2 separate regions of the Homo sapiens genome follow, and region 1 is linked to region 2. The links are chromatin loops, found by intact Hi-C in ENCODE. Cell type or tissue: ascending aorta. All regions are shown on one strand. Each heading gives the region's core, and the rest is flanking DNA. Links, peaks and the distances in the headings are about the cores only.

What was found. A loop is a pair of places that touch in the nucleus more often than their neighbours do. Peaks named below come from ENCODE experiments on the same cell type or tissue, not always from the same donor. Only the 100,000 strongest peaks of a DNase experiment are listed, where the experiment ranks them.
Region 1: a loop joins it to region 2, with 3 times the contacts of the local background. A loop is called at or near these places in 2 of 110 quality-filtered maps.

Annotation. Positions count from the first base shown.
Region 1 is chr20:15,927,909-15,933,291 of GRCh38, reverse strand. MACROD2 (mono-ADP ribosylhydrolase 2) reads right to left here. Exons shown (of 18, transcript NM_001351661.2): 11 at 1-16. The region is part of intron 1 of LOC613266 (a long non-coding RNA gene); the gene reads left to right. Among named protein-coding and RNA genes, the nearest start is that of KIF16B, 640 kb to the left of the region's middle. In ascending aorta, for the core only: a CTCF peak has its summit at 2,787 (motif pointing right); a DNase peak (open chromatin) is centred at 2,156; H3K27ac peaks cover 583 bases.
Region 2 is chr20:15,756,768-15,762,150 of GRCh38, reverse strand. The region is part of intron 8 of MACROD2 (mono-ADP ribosylhydrolase 2); the gene reads right to left. Among named protein-coding and RNA genes, the nearest start is that of KIF16B, 810 kb to the left of the region's middle. In ascending aorta, for the core only: a CTCF peak has its summit at 2,404; no DNase peak of the experiment used is centred there; H3K27ac peaks cover 1,229 bases.

The DNA of each region.
Region 1 (5,383 bases), core at 141-5,140, 170 kb before region 2:
TCTGGACCGTTCTCATCTTTCAAGAAAACCACAGAGGAAAAAAAATGCATCAAGTCAATTTGTGAAATATCTCTTTACGGCTAATATGCAGCACTGAAATTAATTGTAACCAATGTAGCATGACTCCCCATAAAGCCAGGCAGAGAGATGAATCAGAGGCATGAAACAGAAAAATTACCTACATAAATAAGTGCATTTATACTCATCCCTTCTCACATGATTTGCTAGATGAAATGTTTAACCGCAGTAAACAAAATTCACTCAGCAGTCCCGGTAACAAGTCTCTCCTTGCTCGGCATTTCCCAAAATATAATAGAAACTTCAACTCCAGTCCACTTTTCTCCCTTGACTTAAGTAACATGCACTGTGTAAGGAAGGTTGGCTAAGTTTCTCGCCCTTTATTTCTCTGTATGATATATGCTGCAAAAAAAAGGTCAATTTTCACTTAACTTCCATATGGCAGTCTAACATACCTATGCTATAAAATATTTTGTCTTGAACAGATTATGTTGGTTGAGTTTATGCTATCATATATAGCTATCTGAAAAATAACTGGTCAGGTGCAATGAAGGCTGTATATTAGCAACTATCTGAAACTTTCTTTTTTCTTAAAATAGCTACTATATCTGTGGATTTATCTGTAGAAATAATAAGCTTTTTGAAGGTTAAGTATAGGCATGGTTTTATAACTCATTGCTGGGAGGGTCTCCAAATTGCTTTTGGTTTGGAAAATGAAGCAAATAAAAATGATGAATTTATACAAAGACATAAGAATAAAGTATAAAACATATAGTGAAGTACAGAAAACAGAAGCAGAAGTTACCAACCTATATTCATGTGGGTTAAAGATGGCCACAAATGCTTTGTCTCTGAAGGAGTGGAGCCCATTCCTTCTCTTTAAGTCCTGACTGGCTGTGAAACTTCTTTAGACCAATGAAATATGGTGGAAGTGATATTCTGGGACCTACAAGCTACCCTGCAAGACCTGGCAGCCTCTACTTTCTCCCCCTGGGAAGCCAATCCCCATGCTGTAAAGAAGTTGAAGCTGGCCTGCCAAATGGAGGGAGACACATGGAGAGAGGGAGAAAAGATGTGTGGGGAGCATGAAGGGCCAGACCTGTGAGCCAAGCCTTCTTGAACCTTTCCACCCTGCCAGCTGCCAACCAAATGCAGCTGAGCGGTGACCTCAGCCAGTGTCACAAGGAGCAGAAGAGACATCCAGCTGAGCCCTTTAAAAATTCCTGACCCACAAGCAGGACTGAATCACTTAACGTTGTCTTGCTTGAGTGCTTTGACCCGCCATCTCCTCCTCCTACCAACTCTTAATTCCGAGGCAAGAGAATCCTCCCAAGAGGAGGCCACTAGTAGCAGAGCTGAAACAAAAGCCTCAGAAGCAGTGGGGAAGCATTTTACCTGCAGCTCTGGAAAACGACCTACTGAAGAAAGTTTCAGATGGGGAAACATTTAGATTTGACCTAAATGGGGAAAAAAAGTTTATAATAGAAGGACAAAAAAAGAAAAAAGAATGATACTCTGAGGTTGGCGAAGAATGCAGTTAATAAATATACGTACAGGACCCCCTGTGTTGGGTTAGCCCTGTGCCGTTTGTGACGGTGGACACAATATAACTACTTTTTTTTTTTTTAATAGACACAGAGCCTTGCTGTGTTGTCCAGCCTGGAGTGCAGTGGCATGTTCATAGCTCACTGCAGCCTTTAACTCCTGGACTCAAGCGATCCTCCCACCTCAGCCTCCTGAGTAGCAGGGTCTACAAGGCACATGCCACCAAGCCTGACTGATTTTTTATTTTTTTGGAGAGAAAGGGTCTTGCTTTGTTGCCTAGGCTGGTTTTGAACTCCTGGCCTAAAGCAATCCTCCCACCTTAGCCTCCCAAACTGCTGGGATTACAGGCATAAGACACCACACCTGGCCTGAATATAATATGAGAACCTGGGGTGGCTCTGCATGCCACTTAAATTCAGTGTTCTAAATGGCATATTTACAAGTACTACATGATTATCTGATATTTTCCCTGTTCTGGTTCTCCATGAAGGAAACAGCATTGGCCTTTGCTCTAGGGAGGAAATAGTCACTTCTGCTGTTCTTGCTGTCTTAACAAGGCCAAGTTGGTGCAGGAGCATGTGCCAAAAACTTAGCCAATATCTGTCCCTTTCCTCCCACCAAATGGACTCTGAGTCAAGCAGGAAAAATCTGCCAGCTTCTCTGTCTCCCTCAAAAGACAGACCTTTTAACACATTTCACAATAGCCATGAAGTTTGCAGGTGACAAGCTTCCTTTGAAAGTACTCTGGTTACCACATCTTCTACAGAGTAGGGGTAGGGAGATTACTTATGAAGTGAGGAAGATAAGAAGGGAAAGAAAAACAGCAGTTAAATTACAGAAAGGTGAGGAATTGGTTCTAATAGTTGTAAATGCATAAGAAGGAAATCCATGGTCAGACCCTGAAATCCAGCTTTCTAATAGTAACAACCAGTCTGGCAGTTTACCTAGTCTACTGCTTCTGGGTTTTTACCCTTAGTTCCTTGTGTGCTACCCCCCTCCCTAGAACAGACATCTGAGTGGCATGCTTTTGTTTTCTCTTTGAGTCTCAGCGGCACTGTTTTCTATTTGCAGTATTTCTGCCCTGGGGAAGCAAACTCAAGAAACACTTGGCACATTTATCACAGAGCAAATGCTTTCTAGAAGAATGCTGGATTTGCCATTCCAGTAACATGTCCTCAGATAAAACGGTCCAGGTATATTGCTTTCATCAATTTCCAAGACAGTGCATCCTCAAATCCAGCAGGGGGAACCAATGTAGAAGGCTTATTTTCCAAGCCCAGCATATGCATTCTTGGGCAATTAGATTAGTATTCATTTCATTCTTTTAGAAGGACATTTTGGCTGGCTTATAACTTTCCATCCATTTTAAATGCTGCAAATGGGTGAGTTCTTAGTGAAATAGGGGGCTTCCACTGGTAGAAAAAGCAAGGCACATTAACACAGTTACCCGTAAGTCTTTGATAAGGACAAGCTTTCTTTTTTATCAGCCTTGTCTGTCTAGCTATCGTCACAGGAAGCACATAAACAATGAAAAATTAAGTAGAGGGATGTGTAAACTTGAGGTTTCCAGAAGGGATTTTAAAAGCCTTACAATAACGGTGAAGAAATATAGGGAAGTGCGAGGCTATTTTGTTAGCTTAAATAATGCCACATAGAAGCTAAATGTTCTCAGTTAATATTCCTTTAAGATCACATATTTATTTCAGATGATAAATTTCCATAGCATTCATGTCGAGTGTGATATAACACTTTACTTTCCCATGCTGAAAAAGCACAGAAACCTGTGAGAATTCTACTGGTTGTGTCCTTCTAATTTCTCCCATATTAGTACTCTGCCTCCTACTCTTTCAACCAATATTTATCAAATGTGTACTGTTTGCAAGAACATTTCAGAAATTTTATAGAAATAAAATAAGAGGCTCCTGCTGCAACGTGACTATGATAAGAAAGCAGTCCATGTTTGACTCTACATGGGAGAGTTTTGTAAGGGCAAAATCTCAACAACATGATCACGGATTGCTATCCTGATATTTGTAGTTCCTTTTGTGAACGCTACATGGTGACAGGAAGATAAACAAGACGTAAGTCTAAATAAATCCATCGCTATACTGGGGAAACAATCTGATGTGTACTTCCTGCTGGTATACTGCTGTCTTTTCTTCTAAAGGTCTATAGATTTCTGGGCACAGACAGACTACGGACAATTCAAAACCAGTGCTTTGCAGATTAGATTATTGGTCTTAATTCTTCAGTCCCCTATAATAAGATTGTGTGTATATGTGTATATATATATATATAAAATCAGTGTCCTCCCACTGTGAGCAGAGAATATTTCCATGCCATTGATGTTGGACTTGACCATGGGACTTAATTTAGCTAATGAAATGCTAGTGGAGAGAATGTGAGCAAAGGATTTACATGCACTGCATAAAAGGATTTGTTGCTTGTGTTCCTGACATTTGCCATGACAAGAAGATGCCCCTGTAGCTCTTGGCTTAAGGAGGATGAGAGATACATGGAGCAAGTTTGAACCCAAGTCACAGTCTGGAACCAAGCCCAAGCAACTCACAGCTTGCAGTAGAACCACCCCACTGAGCCCAGCCTACATCAGCTGAACCATAGTCATCTTACAGACCTGTGAGCATGAGAATAAATATTTTTGTTGTAGGGGACTGCATTTTGGGGTGATTTATTGCACAGCATTATTATGGCAATAGCTGATTAATACACATGTTTATTTTTGTCAGCTCAGGAAGGCTTTAAGTTAACTTTAAAAAAAATTAGCACTCTTTTATAAAAAAATCTAGTCTTTAATTTTGTATTTCCCCATCTATATTTTCATCTCATATGTTCCAAAATTCTCTAGAAGGTACATATTTGAAAAGTAAAATTAGCTGATATAACAGAGGAATGCTCTTAAAGAGTCTGCACTGCCATCAATATAATGATGTTTATGGTTTATTTAACTATAGAGCTCTATGAGCAACAGAATATTAGCTAATACCAGCTAACACTTATTGAATATTGCATATGTTCCACTCAGTGTCTAAATGCTTTGCAAAGGTTATCAAACTTCATTCTCATAAAAACTGCATGAGGCAGGTTTTATTATCTGCATTTCATGGATGAGACAACTGAGACACAGGCGTGTTAAGATTCCACAGCTAGCAAGTGATGGCAGCAGGGGACAGTTTCAACCCAGCCTTAGCTGATGTTGGGGCCTACTACTGCCTACTTAGAAATGTAACTATTTATTGTCTGGGTAAGATATGTAAATTATGAATCAGCAAAAATGTGGGAAATGATAATCTCATCTGGATTAACTCAATTAACATTGAACACAACAAATATTGAGAATCAAACCCCTCTGGCACTCATATCAAGTGAGTGCAGTGCTACAACTCTAAAGTTTTGTGTTTATTGCTAAAGGTATTTTTATTCTGGAATAATTTTAAGCAACAGAATGTTGCAAGAACAGGACAAGAACTTTTTTTTCCTGAACCATTTGAGAGTAAGTTGCAGACATAATCATGTCCTAATCATGCCCATCAGCCTTGAATACTTTAGTATATATCTTCTACAAACAAGGACATTCTTTTTCATAACCACAATACAACCATCCAGATCAAAAGATTAACATAGATGACATTCCTGCTATCTAAGCTACAGATCACATCTGTGTTTCGCCACTTTTCAAGAATAACCTAATAGCAATCTAGGATCATACAGCATTCAGTTGTTGTGTCTCTTTAGTTCACAGTAGTCTGGGACAGAGAAGCCCTTCCGACTCTGTCCAAACCCTGTGACCCCTCAGCACCAT
Region 2 (5,383 bases), core at 217-5,216:
GCCATTATTTCCATTATTATTATTATTCAAACCTAGAAATAGCTGGGGCTTTTATTCTATCATCTGTCAAAATTGGCATACTCAATTTCTTCCTTAAATGCTTCAGATAGAAATCATATCACCTCTGCCCAAAAAATTACCCAAAGAAAACAAAATAAAACCTATGGGCTGCATGTCCTTGGGCATCATTCCTGTCCCACACAGCTGTTGAAAGGAGAATCTGTGAGGTGAAACACTGTGTGTAAATAGGGAAATTTAAAGAAAGCTTTAGAAGCTGAGAAGGAAATCAAAGGTCTTCCTGCAGTCATTACTGGGGAAAATGAGTTGCTTTGCTTTGGCAGGCATTATTTTCTTTTGAAATCATTTGGAAAATAGGTTATTTGCAAGGCTTAGTGATTGAGCGGTTGGCCGAGACTGGTACATATTTTGGGGAAAAGCGCTCTAGCTTTTCTGGATTGGATCTTCTGTAAAATCTGAGTCACCACACCATAGCCCCAACCCTGTCTCCTCATGTCTTAGTTTCATGTTCAGTGACATGCTTAATGTTCTTGAATTTTGCCTATAACAAAATGTGGATATACGTGTAACACATACTCTTGATGGTTAAAATAGGCTTTAATAGCCTTTTTCTCCCCCTCAATTGATCAGATCATTGAAGCGATTTTTGTTATCTCTTGCACAATTAAAACAATTGCCTTAATTATTTACTAAGCTAAATTCTTCCCTTTTGCACTGAGGTTGTATTTGAGTGATAATAATTTAGCTTATTTTTAAACAGGATAAGTTTTAAAAATTCAAAACTTTTGGCCGGGCACAGAGGTTCAGGCCTATAATCCCAGCACTTTGGGAGGCCAAGGCAGGCAGATGACCTGAGGTCAGGAGTTTGAGACCAGCCTGGCCAACATGGTAAAACCCCATCTCTACTAAAAATATAAAAATTAGCTGGACCTGGTGGTGCGTGCCTGTGATCCCAGCTACTTGGGAGGCTGAGGCAGGAGCATCACTTGAACCAGGGAGGCAGAGGTTGCAGTGAGCCAAGATCACACCACTGCACTCCAGCCTGGACAGTAGAGTGAGACTCCGTCTCAAAACAAAATAAAACGAAACAAAAAACACTTTTATCTAAATGACTGTACGCAGTATATTTCATTCATGTTATGGACTCTTGATAGTTTCAATATATGCAGAGTCTGAAATTCCTTTCTAGGTTTCATTTAAACTCAGTTTTCTGAATCTAGCCTTTTTGTTTTTTCTCCTTCTGTGGTAATATTCCTTTTTGGCTTTCTTCATATCTCATCTTAACTTCAAAATCCCTAATTTTTGTTTTATTGAAATAGAATTGCGAATTTGGTCCCTTTTGAACCACAGTGTCTGTGTCCATTCACATAAGGTCACTCAGGAAATATGAGCTGAAAAACAGTGTGCAGGGTACTTCCAGGCATTTTGCTAGATGTCGGTGTGTGCATGCTTGAAGTAAAAGCATAAATTGCTACTTTTATCTTCTCCTCCCTCTCCTGGGGAGTCCTCCTGCCCTCTCTCCCTGCACTCTGCCCCCAGAGATGCATGACCTATTCCGCAGTGGGAAGCAAGGAAGGAATGCGTGGGGTTGCCGTGCAGTGCCTGGTTTTCCTGTCCCAATGACCAAGATGAGATCCAGAGTTGCCTTCTGTGATCCCAGAAATGTTTCCTGCAGCAGCCACTGGGCTGGAAAGGCAGGTGCCTACTGAGCTGTGTCTTTCTCAGCTGTCTGCCGAAGCTGCACTTCTCAACATAGCAGAGCCTCTACTCCCTGTAATTTCAGCCCCATCTGGTAAAGCCCACCTGGCTCTCTTGAGGCATTCCCTTTGCGTAAGTGGCTGAGAAGCAGCTGAGATACCCCTCCAGGAATTGGCAGCTGCTGTCAAGCCTTTGGTTTCTCCAGCTTCAGCGAGCAGCTCTGGGTCATTTTCGTGAAGCCGAGACACTCCTCACGATGATTCAATCCAAAGGATCAGATATGACCCTGAGGTCCTTTTTTGATCCCACGAGTGTCTGAACATGCATTACAGGAAGATGTTTTGTGATTGGCTCACGTGGGGTTGATCTTTGTGGCACTCCAGTCATGAATTTCTCAAAGGGAGAATGGTTCTATTCTCTGTTTGTCCTGTGAGCACAATATTGTCATTATTATTTGCACTTTTCTGAAGCTTTACGCGGCAAAAATTCAGTTCTCCTCTTGGGAAAGGCAGCTTTGCTTTAAAGCAAGAATTGTAGCATTTTCCTGGTACAAATGCATGTACGAGTTCTGTAATAGAAAACTCCTGTAGGCATTCACTGATGTTTCCCTTCTGGCCTAAACTGCTGGGTGTGACTAGTTTAAAAACTGTCAAAATGACATAAAACAGTTATTAAAACCACTGGCTGCCTCACTGCCAGAGGGCAATATTGTCCCATAAATAGTCTACGTCGCAATAGTGCTCAAAGCAAGACTGAGCCATCAAACCTAAGGGCAGAAGGCACTTTAAACTCCCGGTAGAGTGCAATCACATGTAGAGTCCCACATAAGCAAATGGACACATTTGTTGCAGGCGCAATTTGGGAAATAGGTACAAGTGAAACCTAGGCATTTCCAGTATCTATCTGAGCACCTAAGTGAACATGTAATTGCACAATGAGCCTTTCACAGCAACTCAATTAAACATGTAAATTATTGCCAAATGTCCCCAGCAGCCACAGAACGTTTTTGGTGTCCAACGTCATTATCCTCTATCAGGCATTTGTGCATTGGAGTACACATTTCTGTAATTAAATAGTAATTATTTTTACTTCCAGTTCCATTAGTAATATATAAAATCATAAGTACTATATTGTCTTTTTTCTTTTTTGGCATGGATTCATTATATTCTTAGTGAAAACGCTCCTTATGGAATTAACGGGTTCCCACAGAGGCATCTTTGAACATCTTTGTCTTTGGAAGGATAGAATGACTATGGGGTCCATTTCTGTTTTTTTTTTTTTTTTTTTTTGAGATGGAGTCTTGCTCTGTCACCCAGGCTGGAGTACAGTGGCGCAATCTTGGCTCACTACAACTTCCACCTCCAGGTTCAAGCAATTCTTTGCCTCAGTCTCCTGAGTAGCTGGGATTATAGGCCCCTGCCAGCAAGCCCGGCTAATTTTTGTATTTTTAGTAGAGACGAGGTTTTACCACCTTGGCCAGGCTGGTCTTGAACTCCTGACCTTGTGAGGCACCTGCCTTGGCCTCCCAAAGTGCAGGGATTATAGGCATGAGCCACCGTGCCCGGCCTGGGGTCCTTTAATAAACCGAATTAGGCCAGGAACAGTGCCTCATGCCTCTAATCCCAGCACTTTGGGAGGCCGAGACAGGAGGATCACTTAAGGCCAGGCATTCAAGACCATCCTGGGCAAGATGGTGAGACACCATCCCTACAAAAAAATACTAAAAAACTAGCTGGGTGTGGTGGAGCATGCCTATAGTCCCAGCTACTCAGGAGGCTGAGGAAGAAGGATCGCTTGAGCCAAGGAGTTTGAGGCTGCAGTGAGCTATGATTGTGCCACTGCACTTCAGCCTGAGGCACAGAGCAAGACCCAGTTTCTTAAAAAAAAAAAAAAAAGACTGGGTGCAGTGACTCACGCCTGTAATCCCAGCACTTTGGGAGGCTGAGGCAGTCGGATCACTTGGGGTCAGGAGGTCAAGTCCAGCTTGGCCAACATGGTGAAACCCCGTGTCTACTAAAAAAAACAAAAATTAGCTGGGTGTGGTGGTGGGCACCTGTAATCCCAACTACTCAGGAGGCTGAGGCAGGAGAATGGCTGGAACCCAGAAGGCGGAGGTTGCAGTGAGCCAAGATCCCGCCACTACACTCCAGCCTGGGCAACAAAGCAAGACTCCACCTCAAAAAAAAAAAAAAAAAAAGAATTACAGGAATGTATTATTCCAAAATGTCTTTCTGAGACACCCTTATCATATAGAAATGAGCTGTTGGTAATTTATACATAAATTATTAACTTTTAAGTAATAAATACCCAACAATTATTTGCTTACAATATTTTTAAAGCAACTGTCTATCCTAAGAAACCAATGGTAATTGTATCTTCTGTTTTGGAATCGCTTATAAAAAGTGAATGGATAAGCCAAAGGCAATATTTTGAGACTTTTTGTGGGCATGGTTTGGGAAGGAGTAGATACAAAGTCAGAACCTCATTATCATAGGCTAAATGATTGTGTCCTCCCAAAATTCTTATGTTGAAGTTCTAACTCCAATGTGATGGTATTTGGATGTGGGATATTTGCAAGGTAGTTAAAGTTAGATGAAGTCTTGAGCATGGGGCCCCCATGATGGGATTTGTGTCCTTATAAGAAGAGGAAGAGAGGTAAGAGTTCTTTCTCTCTCTCTCTTCTCTATCTCTTATCTATTTGAAGACACAGTGAGAAGAAAATGAGAAAGAGGGTCCTCACCAGGAACCGAATCTGCTCTTGGACTTCCCAGCCTCTAGAAGTATGAGAAATAAATGTCTGTTGTTTAGATCACCCAGTCTATTGTATTTTATTATAGTAGCTTAAACTAAGACACTCATGGAGGTATTTTCTACAGTAGATGGTAGAATTCAGTATTAGATTGGTCAGTTTTGGATTCTTCCAAAAGAGGATTTAAATAATGAAGTATCAACATATTCATCAGAAAAATAATCTCCTTTGATATAGGGCAGTATTATTGCCAGCATCCTGGCTAATAATCCTTCTAGTTCTTAGAAGTCCAACAGAATTAGAAAAAAAAAAATTGCCCTACTAAGTACAGGTAACTTTGCAAAATGAGATGGAGCTGAAACAGTGAATTTAACTGATTTACTCTGATCTCTCCTTCTATTGAAAAATAACTATTACTGTTTCTACTACTAATTTTAACCACTTATTTGCATACTACAGAAGTTCCAAAGACATGAAGCATACAGATTTTCAAAGAGAACTCCTTCCATTTTGTTTTGTTTTGGTTTTACTTTCAAAAAAATTATGCAAAGGGATGTGTTCTGAAGTTCCAAATGATTTCAAAAATCAAACCAATCCAATCAATTTTTCAGTAATTGGCTTTGAAGAAACTGAGACAAGAGCAATGCAAACAAAGTGCTTTTAAATAAATCATAATTACCCATGCAAATGTCTCCAATAATTTGAGGGTTTAATCAGCTGACTAACAATTCGGAAGCCTGCTTGCATTTGGTAATGTGACAGGCAGTGGGAATGAGGAGAAAGCAGCCTGGTAACAACGATCTGAGATGTGAAAGGGAGGAGCCAGATTAACATCTAAAATTATCCAAACTTGGAAAACTGTCCTACCAAAAGGTTTTTAATGCACTCACCTTAATAGTAAAGACTTGCATAGACATT